4 separate regions of the Homo sapiens genome follow, and all the other regions are linked to region 3. The links are chromatin contacts, found by Hi-C in ENCODE. All regions are on one chromosome and are shown on one strand. Each heading gives the region's core, a stretch centred on a gene start or an enhancer-like site at or near the end of the contact. The rest is flanking DNA. Distances are from core to core; before and after follow the strand shown.

Region 1 (2,963 bases), core at 68-2,567, 1.6 Mb after region 3:
CACGTACTGTATATCTCGAGAGCTCTCATATGATTATTTGGGCTCAATTTTTCTCCTATGTCAGTAATTTTTTCTCCTAGACTAGTACAGATATCTTTATTGGAATTCCTTTTCACAGGTATTTTTAACTTAATATGGCATTCAATGCAAAACTCATCTTTTTAAAAAATTCGGTCCAACTTTTATACTTTCATCTTAATTAACAGTACCACTCGTGCTGAAGCCAGAAACCTAAGACTTTTCTTAGAACTAACTCTCTCCCTCATCCTTCTCAGGGCATAAGCCACTAAATCCTAACTTGTTTCTCAAAATGTTTTGTGAGTCAGAACTATGCCTATCACCATTTCTTCTTTGGATTGTTTCAACTGCCTCCTCCCTGGCCTGTCAGCCACCAGCGTTTCTGGAGAATACTCCAATTTATCCTCAGCGCATGCCACCATTAACTTTTCTTTACAAAGACGTGAATTCTCTGCTTAAAAACATTTGCTAACTTTCCATGGTCTATAAAAAATAAATCCAAATTCTTTGTCTTGCAAGGTTCTTAACTATTTTTCTGGCTTCATGTTTCTATGACATCATCTCCCACCTATTCTATACTTAGGCCATACTGAATTTCCCAATTTAGTACCTTTACCCACGTATAGGTCTGAGATTCTGAGTCCTAAGTCTGCTATTAACAAGCACTGCCCTGATACTACTGCAAATGGGTCTCCACACCACACTTTGAGAAACACCGCTGTGGAGCCCATCACAGGGACAGTGCCTTATTTATCCTTGCTGAGCTAATGAGCTCTTGCCCGAGTCCACAACTAATAAGCATGTAAAAGGCGGCAGAGCGCCGTGGCAAAGGAGCACAAGAGAGCCCACAGGAGAGGATGGGATCACAGCACGTAATGATGTCCTGACCTCTGATCCAAAATAAAAACGGCTGCAAGTGAGTAAAGAGTTTCAAACTCGGGTAGTGTGGGCAGTGGAAAAGTCAAACGAAGAGTCAAGAATGTGCTCTGACGCCTCTCCCCCGGGCCCGACCCTTACCGTGCAGCAAGTGCTCAGTCTCCCGCAGCTCCCGCTCCTTCTCGTTCAGCAGTTTGATCACCGCCAGCAACTCGGGCCTCCTGACCTTCAAATGGGCTTCAGACCCCGCCTGGCGCTCGAGGAAGGTCCGCAAGGGCCCGCCCCGGGTGAACAGCTCCTCCAGCGGCGGGCTACCGGAGCTCAGGGGCCGGCGGGCTGGGCCAACGGCCCGGCGGGGCCAGAGCCACCGGGCAGCGCCCCACAGAACCCGGGACCGCATCCTTAGTCCGAGATCGCGGACCCTGACCGGAACCGGAAGTTCCGGACACAGCAGCCCTCGCGACAACACCCAGAATTTGGAGATAAGGGTGAGAGCGCACCAAGCCCCGCCCAGCGCAAGCGTTGCTTTTTAAAGGATTTTCCGGAAGCCTTGGCGGGAACTTCCTGCCAAGCGTGAGAACGCTGCGAACTTCCCGGAGGCCAAAAGTTGAGGGGGCTGAGCGGAGCGTGATTGGGGAGGGGCGGGCCTGGGAGACCTTGGGCGCCTCCTCTGAAAGCCTCTTGGTAGGTATCCGGTTGATGGGTGACGTGTTTGGCCGGAAAGGGAGAGCAGCAGATTGCCCCTCTGTTTTCTGATAGTGAGGATTTCTTTCCCATGCACTGAGTCGGGGCCTCCAGAGCCGCAGTGCAGGGCAGTCGAGGGTCCGCTGCAGGGCGGAGGTCACAGCCGCGCAAGTCGTCAGTCTCCGGTGCAGGGCTGCCGCTGAGTCTTCAAGAGCGAGTTTTATTATGGACAGGCGTGTGTTTATTCCTCCTCCTTTTTTCCTGCTTATGTTTCTCTTGTCCACGGTGGGTGAGGTTCGTGGTAATAAGGACTTGATAAGTGTATTATGAGATAACCACTGAATGAATTTGCACAATAGACGTGCGTGCCCTTCATCTGCCGCGTCATTTACTTGCTTTCAAAGGACTTTATTATTCACCTGCCCATTCATTTTCACTTAGTCCCACTTATCGTCAGCTTTTTAAAGAGGTGGAGTGATTCCGTGTTACAGCAACCTACAGCCCAACAAAGCCTTCAGATATCTGCCTCCAGGAGTCCAACCCTCATCCCTTTCCAAAGAACTGGTAGCGGATAGGTGCCAGCAATACCGACATTTATTGGCACAATGCTTTGCACTTTTCAAAAGACCTGTTCACAGCTCAACGGAGAAATAAATATGAGGGAATAAACACAACCAAGACAGTCCTGGGAATGCAAGGGCTAAACGCTCAATCTGAGAACTGCCACTACCTAACTGGTTTGGGCAGCGTCTACTAAGTGGTATTTCACTGTTGAGAGAGGTGATATATTAGAAGTACGAAACTTCTAATTTATTCATAAAAAATAAAATGGTAAAAAATGGGAACCCTTATCAAGGTTAAAATATCCTTAGGTCATCTAATCGAAACTGTTAAGTATAAACATTCTTAGAAAATAACGTTTGCATTGCCTCTCTCTTTTCATCTCTTAGCACGATAACAAATGCAGAGTGAGTGGAAGAATGAAATGACTCTTCAAACATCAGGAAGCAAAAATAGTTTTTTGCTACTTAAAGGCTCCACCTAATTATCTCAGTTCTTTTCACTTTGTGTATTCAAGCTACACAACTTTATACAATCGTTCTGCTGTTGAAACCCATTTTATTTTAATCCTGATCTGAGGATAGAACAGGACTGATCAGGATGTTTTTATCTCTATTAGAACAATTGTTTCCCAAGTCTGAACTTAACTTTGAATTTATCTTAACCATGGAAATGGTGAGAATCACTTGAACTCAACATGGTATATCTCTCAGTTGAGTTCTCAGAACATAAGTCATTTCAACAATATATTTTATTATTTATAAAAGGTGAAACATTTTAATAATTAAAACCTTATAGAACAATGTAAAGAATCTAGCCAGAAT
Region 2 (3,081 bases), core at 558-3,057, 1.9 Mb before region 3:
AAGTCCACCCTCAGTTAATTCTCAAGGGAAAATAGCACCACCACAATTATTTTAAAACTTGTTTCTTGGCTGGGTGCTGTGGCTCACGCCTGTAATCCCAGCACTTTGGGAGGCCGAGGCGGGCGGATCACGAGGTCAGGAGTTCGAGACCAGCCTAACCAACATGGTGAAACCCCGTCTTTACTAAAAATACAAAAATCAGCCAGGCGTGGTGGCGCATGCCTGTAATCCCAGTTACACAGGAGGCTGAGGCAGGAAAATCGCTTGAACCCGGGAGGGAGAAGTTTCAGTGAGCCGAGATCAAGCCACTGCATTCTAGCTTGGGTGACAGAGCAAGACTCCATCTCAAAAATAAAATAAAATAAAATAAAATAAAATAAAATAAAATAAAATAAAATAAAATAAAAAAGCTGTTTCTTAATTGCTGCTCTTTTTTCAGGGTCTCCTTCCATATTTGCATTTAACCATTCACAAGCCATCTCTGACACCTTTGGTGGGTGTAGGAGGCAGTGTTCAGTGGTGAGAGACAGGAAGGGAACCTGGACCCTGGCAGAGCTCTCAGTCGCCCTGGGAGCCCACTCCCCAGCACACAGACAGGAATGCACACACCAAAGGCATCCACTCATCTGCACGTTCCTTCACAGACTCAGTGCAATTCCTGAATATCTACTACAAGGCTCTGCACTGCATGCTAAGAAAAGACATCACCCCTGCTTCTTGGAGCTCTTTTTTTTTTATTTAAGAAATGGAGTCTCATTCTGTTACCCAGGCTGGAGTGCAATGGTACAATCATGGCTCACAGTAGCCTCAACCTCTCAGGCTCAAGCAGTCCTCCCACCTCAGCCTCCCAAGTCGCTGGGACTACAGGTATGCACTGCCACACCTGGCTAATTTTAAAAATTTGTTGTAGAGATGAGGTCTGGCTATGTTGCCCAGGCCGGTCTTGAACTCCTGGCCCCAGGTGATCCTCCCATGTTGGCCTCCCAAAGTGCTGAGATTACAGGCATGAGCCACTGCGCCTGGCCTTGGAGCTCATTTTTAAGATCTGTAGAGGGTTCTGTCTGCCAGGGCACTTTGCACGTTTTGCCTCATTTAATCATTACAAGAAGCCCTTGAGGAAGTGACCTTGTCCCCATTTTACCCTTGAGGAAACTGAAGCAAAACAATGTGTCCATCTCTCTGATCTAGGGGCAGCCCTCAAAGCCTGACCCCTTAGGCTGCAAAACTCTTCCTCCCTAGTCTCCCAAAGACCATTGATTCCCCCCAACTCCATCTATACCTCAGGATCCAGATGGCAGTTCTTTTGGAGGAATAGTAACCCACAGTTTAAATGCTCATGCTTAGAAAAGGCACCTCATGCCCTTATTAACCAACACTGTGAACCAGCTCATCAGGCAGCAAGCCGAGAGCCAGGCCCTGGGAAAAGGAGACAGGAGCTGGGAGTTTTGTTTTTGTTTTCTGTTTGTTTTTGAGACGGAGTTTTGTTCTTGTTGCCCAGACTGGAGTGCAATGGCGCAATCTCAGCTCACCACAACCTCCACCTCCCAGGTTCAAGCGATTCTCCTGCCTCAGCCTCCCGAGTAGCTGGGATTACAAGCATGCATCACCACACCCAGCTAATTTTGTATTTTTAGTAGAGACGGGGTTTCTCCACGTTGGTCAGGCTGGTCTCAAACTCCTGACCTCAGGTGATTCGCCTGCCTTGGCCTCCCAAAGTGCTAGGATTACAGGCATAAGCCACTGCACCCCACCAGAGATGGGAGTTTTGAATAACCAAAGGTACAAAGAGGAAGTGGGTTGGCACCCAAGGCAAATTTTGCCTGCCTGACAACTGTGCCTGGGGTAGCTGCAATCAGAGTGCCAGCCAGTTTCAGTAACTAGACAATCCAATTGTACACCACTGCATCTTTGACTATTGCCAAGTAGTTCCTGCAGAGGCTAGGGGCTCCCAAAGCAGTCACATATGGAGGAAGGTTGTGGCTATGGGCAGGAGGAAAGAGAGGAGCAATGATTCCTCAGGGGTCTGAGATGTGAAGGGAAGCTGCTCTTGCCACTCTGTTTCTTACTGGGGGTTCAATTGCAAACACTCTGACCCTTCTCACCAGGAGATCTCTCCCCAGCTCAAGGCAGGGGAAAGAGACCGTGAGCAGGGGCTGATCTGGGAGCTTTCGCCTTACAAGAAATGGGTGCAGACAGGCAGGAGCCCAAGGCTAACGTCAGACAGAACAGAGTCAGGGTCTCAGAAGCAGGTCTGACCCCCAGCCCGGTCATAAACCCCCACCATTCTCTTTCTTGCCTGCTGGGAACCCACTGAGGGGGGCATGATGAAAACTGAGAGGTATGATTTCAAGCCTGATCTCTCTCTTCCTTGGAGATCCCTTACTCCAGCACAAACCAGAGCCTGCAGAGTGTCCTGAGAGTGTAAAAATGTAAACAACAGCCAAAGCAAAAAGCCCTGTGCACTCCAAAATGAGGACACATTTACATGAAACCCTACTCTGGGGCAGTAAGAGGATGTGAAATTATCAGGTGCTTTCCCCCCAAGGTTGTACTTTGAATCCCGCCTTTTCTAGATTTGCCTACAGAATGTAAAACAGGCTGGGCACTTGTGAGTCTGCCCACCCTAGGCAAGAAAATGCTGCAACTCAGCCGGGAGCGATGGCTCAAGCCTGTAATCCCAGCACTTTGGGAGGCCGAGGCGGGTGGATCACTAAGTCAGGAGATCGAGACCATCCTGGCTAACACGGTGAAACCCCGTCTGTATTAAAAGTACAAAAAAATTAGCTGGACGTGGTGGCGGGCACCTGTAGTCCCAGCTACTTGGGAGGCTGAGGCAGGGGAATGGCGTGAACCCGGGAGGCGGAGCTTGCAGTGAGCCGAGATGGCGCCACTGCACTCCAGCCTGGGCGACAGAGCGAGACTCCATCTCAAAAAAAAAAAGAAAATGCTGCAACTGTTGGCTCGTGAGAATTCATGCTCTTCCCACACACCATGATGCCATTTTGAACACGCTTTCAATGAAAGCTGCCTTCTTTTTAAAAAGTTGCTGGACATTATTCTTAAAGCCAGGTATCTATGGAC
Region 3 (2,890 bases), core at 317-2,816:
AGCAGCCTCCCCGCCTTGGAGTCCGGTTGGGGCGTGAGGGCCGCGCGGGTCCCACGCCCCAAGGCTAAGCAGCCGAAAGCACAGCGCGCTCGGGGCCAAACCGGGCTGTATCGCAGGCGCAGATGGCGCGTCGGGCGGAAGCTGGAGGCCGCCGGCTCAACACGCTCCGTACCCGGGACTGGGGCCCGGCCTGCAGCCTCAGCGAGCAGGCGACAAGGGCGGCGCCACAGAGGCCGACGCGTCCCCCGCCCGCCTGAGCGCGCCGCAACAGCCACCTCGTCCCACCCGCCCCGGGGCGGGGCCGGGGGCGCGGCGCCGGGGCCCTCTGGCCCCCTCCGGTCTCGCCGGCCCCGCCCCCTCCCTGTCCCCGTCCCCGAGGGGCTGAGGGGGAGGGAGGGGCGACGCACTCCGGCCGCGTTGCACGCTCGCCGCTTCCCTCAGTCCCGCGTGCGCGCGCGCGCTCGCCCCAAGTCCCGCGGAGTTTAACACAATGCCGACGCCTACGCCGTGCGCAACGCCCCGGCCGGCGCAACAGCCCCGGCGCCGGGGGCGGGGGTGGCCCAGACAGGGAGAGAGGGAGAGGGATGAGCGCGCGCGAGAGCCGGAGACAGCGCGAGACCCGAGGAGGCCGGAAGCGCGCGTGCGCGCCCCCGCCCGCGAGCGGGAGGCGGAGCCGCAGCAGTAGCGGCAGCAGCTGTAGGAGCCGCTGCAGCTGGGAGAAGCGCCAGAGAGGCCGGGCCTGCTCCGGTCGGACCGGATCCCTCCCCTCCCCCTCCCTCCTCCCTCCCCTCCCCCAAACCCACTTCCGCAGCTCGCGGCCTTGCCGCCGAAGCAGCAGCGGCGGCAGCAGCAGGAGGCGGCGGCGAGGCGTCGGAAGGATTACGCACCTGACGGGCCCGCCTCTGAGGGCTCCAGCGCGGGACGCTCACCGGCCGCCGCCGCCCAGGGCGCACTTCGCGGTGGCGGCGGGAAGGGAGGGACCGGCCACGGGGAACCGAACGCGAATCGCCCCCCTCCCCTTCCTCCCTCCCACCCTCCCTCCGATCCGCCGCCCGCCCTCTCGGCTTCCGTCCCCTCCCCCTCCCACAAAACCCCGGATGGAGGCGCCGCCGACTCGCCGCCGCCTGGCTCCGGGGGATGGTTTTGTCAAGCGGCCAGAGCCCCGGCGCCAGGCGCAGCCGCCGCCGCCCCCGCGAGGCGCCCCTGCCCTCGCTTCCCAGAACCGGGTCCCCGAGTGGCCCGGGCCTTCCGCCTGCCTGCACCCGTAGCCCTGGTACGAGGGTCATTCGTCGTCTTTGTTGCCACCGCCTCTGCCGGAACCGTTTGCGAGCTCCGGTGGCCCCCGCCCCCCCACCGCCTTCCCGGACCCTGGGCTGGGGGTGGCACGTGGGCACCGGCCCCGGGAGGCGGAGGCGGTGCGCGCTTACCTGTCGCCGGTGCTGCTGCGGCGGGGGGTGTGGAGGAGGCGCCTCTGGGCAGCCTCGGCCGTGCTGTCCTCCCCGCCGCCGCCGCCTCTGCCTCTCGCTGCTGCTGCTGCTGCTGCCGCCGCGGTCGGTGTCTCCGGCGCGGCGGCGGCGGCGGCGGCGGGGCTTTTCCTGTCCGGTTACGTTAAGGTCACATGACCGAGAGAGCGGAGAGACTAGTGCAAAGAGGCTGCGAGCGGCTCCCGCCGGGGGGGAGAGGCGGCGAGAGAGCAGTGGCGGCAAGAGCCCCCTCCGCCCCCCCCCCAGCCGCTCCCCTCCCCCCGCCCGCCTCCGCCTCCTGCTGCTCTGCCGCCGCCGCCGCCGCCTGCAGCACTCCACTGCCGCTCCCACCCAGGCTCCGCGCTCTGCTCCAGCCAAACTTCTGCAGACCATGTGCAGCCGAGGCGAGGAAACTTCTCTCCACCTATTGGGGCTGGAGGCCTGAGTCACAAGCCCCTTGTTTACATAAAGTGTTTAGGTAGCACAAGTCCTTGAGATGCTCGGGGTAGAGATGGAGAGCCACTGCTCGTATCCTTCTGCCGGCTTCTGCTTGAGATCTCTTGGCCTTTACCCTTGTCCCTTGACTTTTCGTGTTTGTTTTAATCTTTAAGACTTGAAATGGAGTGGCCTTTAGAACCGGGGAGATACTGTAAACCAGCAGTATCTTTGTGTCACCAATGGTAACTGAAAGTCATGCTGAAGTACAGATTCCTGTAGCGTGCACAGAGGCAGAGGTGCTTCCTTTACCTTGCAGATGAGTTGAGCGGCGTAAGATGTTTCTGTTAGGGTTGAATTTCATGGTTATTTCAGCAACGATTTTCGTTTTTGAAGTTTTGGCCCCCCCAAAAATGAAAGTCTGCAACGCATGTTTGTTAAGAGAACAGTTTATTCTCCTGTTAGGTTTTGGTCTTTGAGGTATGGATTCCAGAGTTGGCTATTCTGTTAGATTTAGAGGTGTGGAAAATCTTTTAACGGGGAGATCCTGAAACACGGAAACATGGCAGGGAAGTTAGAATTTCCTGATGGTCATTTTTAACATTTTAAAGTTTACTTTTTGGTTGTTGCCATTTTTCTAGAATCCGTGTCTTTTTTGGGGAAATACAGTCCTTTGAGGACTAGAATTTAATGATTTCTTTACACATCTAGGATTTTTTGAGATTTAGAAAGGATATGGCTTTATTCCTAAGGAAGTGGAGGCAGCAGTTTCTAGGATACTCTGGTTTCAAGGCATGCTAACTTGGTTGTGATGTCTAACCCATTTTGGTTTACACAGTCTGACCACTAGCACAATGCCTGGCACATAGTTTACAAATCATTTAAGGCAAGCTTACCATCTTAAGACAATTTAATACATAGAAGTGTCCCTCCTAAAAATCTGAGTTTGATTTAGAAATCCAGTTATACCTGCAGGTACTGATGACTAATTC
Region 4 (3,020 bases), core at 113-2,612, 1.7 Mb before region 3:
TCTCTACTAAAATACAAAAAATTTGCCGCGCGTAGTGGAGCGCGCCTGTAGTCACAGCTACTCAAGGAGGCTGAGGCAGGGGAATCGCTTGAACCCGGGAGGCGGAGGTTGCAGTGAGCCAAGATTGCGCCACTGCACTCCAGCCTGGCGACAGAGCAAGACTCCGTCTCAAAAAAAAAAAAAAAAAAAAAAAAAAGAACAAAACCCAGCTCTTTTGGAAAAGAAAATAGGGCTTTATACTGAGACATTTAAGCCCGTAAAAACATTTCAAGAATCTGTCTTAACATCTACTAAGGTGATTATCATTGTGATTACGTGACAAAGATCTACTGCACCCATTCTAAAACATCGGGAATGTTTTCAGCAATAACTAGAGGTCTAATTTCAAAGAGGAAGACGTAAATTAGTGCTTTCAAGAGAAAAGAGCATCACTGTGCTGTTGGAAGTTAGTAACTAATATAAAAGCGGCCCTTCGCGGTTTTAACAGGAAACTATTTTTGATTAAATAAGAGCTTGAGATTATCCACTGTAAGGCACTTCAGGATCTACGTTTATCTCTAACTTTGTCATCACATTTGTATGAAACAACTGTTTCGAGGGAAAACTTTTCTAAAAGGTACCAACTCTAAACCAAAAGGCCCACAGGCCTTCCAGAGGACGCCGGGCTCTAGAATAAATAAGAAATAACATCCCCAACAATATCACTCGAACCTAACAAATTTTAAGAAAAGAAGTTGCCTCCCAATGTCATGGCCATCGGGATTTTTACCTGTGAGGGTTTCGGGGTGGGGGGCGTGAGCGGGTTCTGGAGAGAACCAGTCGAAAAATCGAAGAACTAAAAACTCGGCTGGTGACTTCGCTAACGACACAGATCAAAAGATGGGATCGACAGGAGCCCCCGAAAAGTCCTCCGCCTGACAGGATTCCTCAGGTAGGGGGACTGTCACCTAAGCCAAGTTATCGTGGACAACAGCAAGGACCTAGGACCTCAGCTCAGGCACAGGCAGGCTCACGGAGGGTTGCGCGGCGGGTTCTCGCTGTGGGCCCCCCGAGTCCCTCACCAGCCCGGCCCTGGAAAATCGGGGGTCCCCAGAGCACCGCCAGAGTGAAAACTCACCTGCGGCGGCCCAAGCTCCTCGGGAAACCGCCCAACGCCAGGCACAGGGGATTGGCGGAGTGGAGATCCCGGCAGCGAGGAAGGAGGGCCTGACCCAGTCCAGCCCACTTTGCTCTCCGCTCACGGCCCCAGTACTGCCCAGTTCAATCGTCAACACCACCTGCCGGCGCGGCTCCTGCTCGCCGAGAATTTGAAGACAAACCCGCCAGGGTCACTTCCGGTGCCGGGGACGACCTCGGCGACTCTGGCGCACGCGGGGCGTCGCCCCGGGAGCGAGGTCGCTGGGCGGGAGCGGCGGAAGAGGGTGTGGCCGGGCCCGGGGCCGCGCGTGCGCATTCTTGCACCGCCTCCTCCCGGCGGACGCAGCGGAGACCAGGGATAGTATAGACCTTGGTGTAGATGGTATTATGGTACTACCTCGCGCGCCTCTGTACCTTGTTCAGGTGCTTGCTCACTTTCCCTCCCACTTGATTTTCACCACACTCACACACACACCGAGGTCAGGTGTCTATTTTAGAGGTGAATGTCCAGGATCAAGCAATTCGTTTATGACAAATCCTGTTTTAGAACCTAGTATTCAGAATTCCCCAGCTGGGCTCCATGTCATGACATAACAATAGGGAGGAGGTAAACAAAGATTCTCGGACACACTGCTAGTGGGATTTTATTTTCTTGATTTTTTAATCACCGTTTTAATATGACCAGACAAGGAAAATGATGCTATTTCATGACTTACAGATATGTACTGCACAGGGCTTCCTCCAGTCTCAATCTCCACCCTCTGCCATCACTTGAGGCAGAATAGGGCACTTCTCACACATTCCTTTAAAAACGCAAGGTAATTAAGTTTCTAACATTAAAGCATCCCGACTGGGCACAGTGGCTCATCCCTGTAATCCCAGCACTTTGGGAGGCTGAGGCGGGAGAATAGCTTGAGCCGGGAGTTCAAGACCAGCCTGGGCAATATAGTGAGACCCCCCGTCTCTACAAAAAGTACAAAAATTGGCTGGACATGGTGGCGCACGCCTGTAGTCACAACTACTCAGGAGGCTGACACAAGAGGATCACTTGAGCCCAGGAGTTGGAGGCTGCAGTGGGCCATGATGGCGCCATTGCACTCCAGTCTGGGAGACAAAGTGAGGCCCTATCTCTAAAAAAATAAAAGCACCCCAGTCATCTAACATAGACATGTAGAAGCAATTCAGGGGAAATACATCCATTCAGTCAACAAATGTTTACTCAGCAACTACTATGTGTGAGACAGTGTTGGCACTGGGTATACAGTGGTCACGAAATAGAATGTTTCATGGGGCTTAAAGTCTTGTAACGTCTCAACTGAGTGGAAAATGATAGTTTCACTGTAGTAAATATGAACTCTATTGTAATAGGGAACAGGAAACTATATTTAGTATATATTTTTGGAATCAAAACCAATTCAGGGAGGTACAGATTAATTACCCTAATTCAACCTTCATCCTTTATGTGAGTTCAAAGGTATGCTAATTTATAAAGCCAATTTACAGTTAAAAAACTTCTCAAAGGCCACAAAATTAATACATATTGTATGATTCCATTGATAAGAAATTCTAGGCCAGGCACGGTGGCTCATACCTGTAATCCCAGCACTTTGGGAGGCCGAGACGGGTGGGTCACTTGAGGTCAAGGCGTTTGAGACCAGCCTGGCCAACATGGTGAAACCCCGTCTCTACTAAAAATACAAATATTAGCTGGGTCTGGTGGCGCACACCTGTAATCTCAGCTACTTGGGTGGCTGAGGCACGAGAATCGCTTGAACCCAGGAGGCAGAGGCTGCAGTGAGCCAAGATCGCGCCATTGCACTCCAGCCTGGGTGACAGAGCAAGACTCTGTCTCAAAAAAAAAAAAAAGAAAAAGAAAAGAAATT

Evidence for each region. A loop is a pair of places that touch in the nucleus more often than their neighbours do. Pooled maps may share reads with other maps.
Region 1: a loop to region 3 is called in a map of B cell, with 17 times the contacts of the local background. The contact joins the promoter of MTRF1L here to the promoter of ZBTB2 in region 3. A Hi-C loop is called at or near these places in 4 of 168 maps with a recorded cell type or tissue (B cell, K562 and naive thymus-derived CD4-positive, alpha-beta T cell), 2 of 37 single-sample maps with no recorded cell type and 12 of 50 pooled maps.
Region 2: a loop to region 3 is called in a map with no recorded cell type, with 8 times the contacts of the local background. The contact joins the enhancer-like site here to the promoter of ZBTB2 in region 3. A Hi-C loop is called at or near these places in 4 of 37 single-sample maps with no recorded cell type and 2 of 50 pooled maps.
Region 4: a map of gastrocnemius medialis shows a loop between it and region 3 (7-fold over the local background). The contact joins the promoter of KATNA1 here to the promoter of ZBTB2 in region 3. A Hi-C loop is called at or near these places in 2 of 168 maps with a recorded cell type or tissue (gastrocnemius medialis and naive thymus-derived CD4-positive, alpha-beta T cell), 1 of 37 single-sample maps with no recorded cell type and 12 of 50 pooled maps.

The regions. Positions count from the first base shown.
Region 1 is chr6:153,001,392-153,004,354 of GRCh38, forward strand. It overlaps MTRF1L (mitochondrial translation release factor 1 like), which reads right to left and starts at 1,318. Exons shown (of 7, transcript NM_019041.7): 1 at 1,036-1,318. The coding sequence starts at 1,294. RefSeq lists silencers at 1,066-1,125, 1,136-1,245 and enhancers at 1,475-2,475, 1,566-1,675.
Region 2 is chr6:149,466,529-149,469,609 of GRCh38, forward strand. The region is part of intron 2 of ZC3H12D (zinc finger CCCH-type containing 12D); the gene reads right to left. Among named protein-coding and RNA genes, the nearest start is that of ZC3H12D, 17 kb to the right of the region's middle. Within about 2 kb of position 1,808, at least 4 of the 41 ENCODE cell types and tissues checked have a DNase peak (open chromatin) inside an H3K27ac peak, as active enhancers do.
Region 3 is chr6:151,389,993-151,392,882 of GRCh38, forward strand. It overlaps ZBTB2 (zinc finger and BTB domain containing 2), which reads right to left and starts at 1,567. Exons shown (of 3, transcript NM_020861.3): 1 at 1,428-1,567. It overlaps LOC124901232 (translation initiation factor IF-2-like), which reads left to right. Exons shown (of 3, transcript XM_047419613.1): 2 at 1-480; 3 at 713-2,890. The coding sequence ends at 1,612. RefSeq lists silencers at 129-1,058, 1,139-1,528, 1,539-1,598 and an enhancer at 1,580-2,452.
Region 4 is chr6:149,647,352-149,650,371 of GRCh38, forward strand. It overlaps KATNA1 (katanin catalytic subunit A1), which reads right to left and starts at 1,363. Exons shown (of 11, transcript NM_007044.4): 1 at 1,118-1,363. RefSeq lists an enhancer at 1,163-1,242 and a silencer at 1,313-1,582.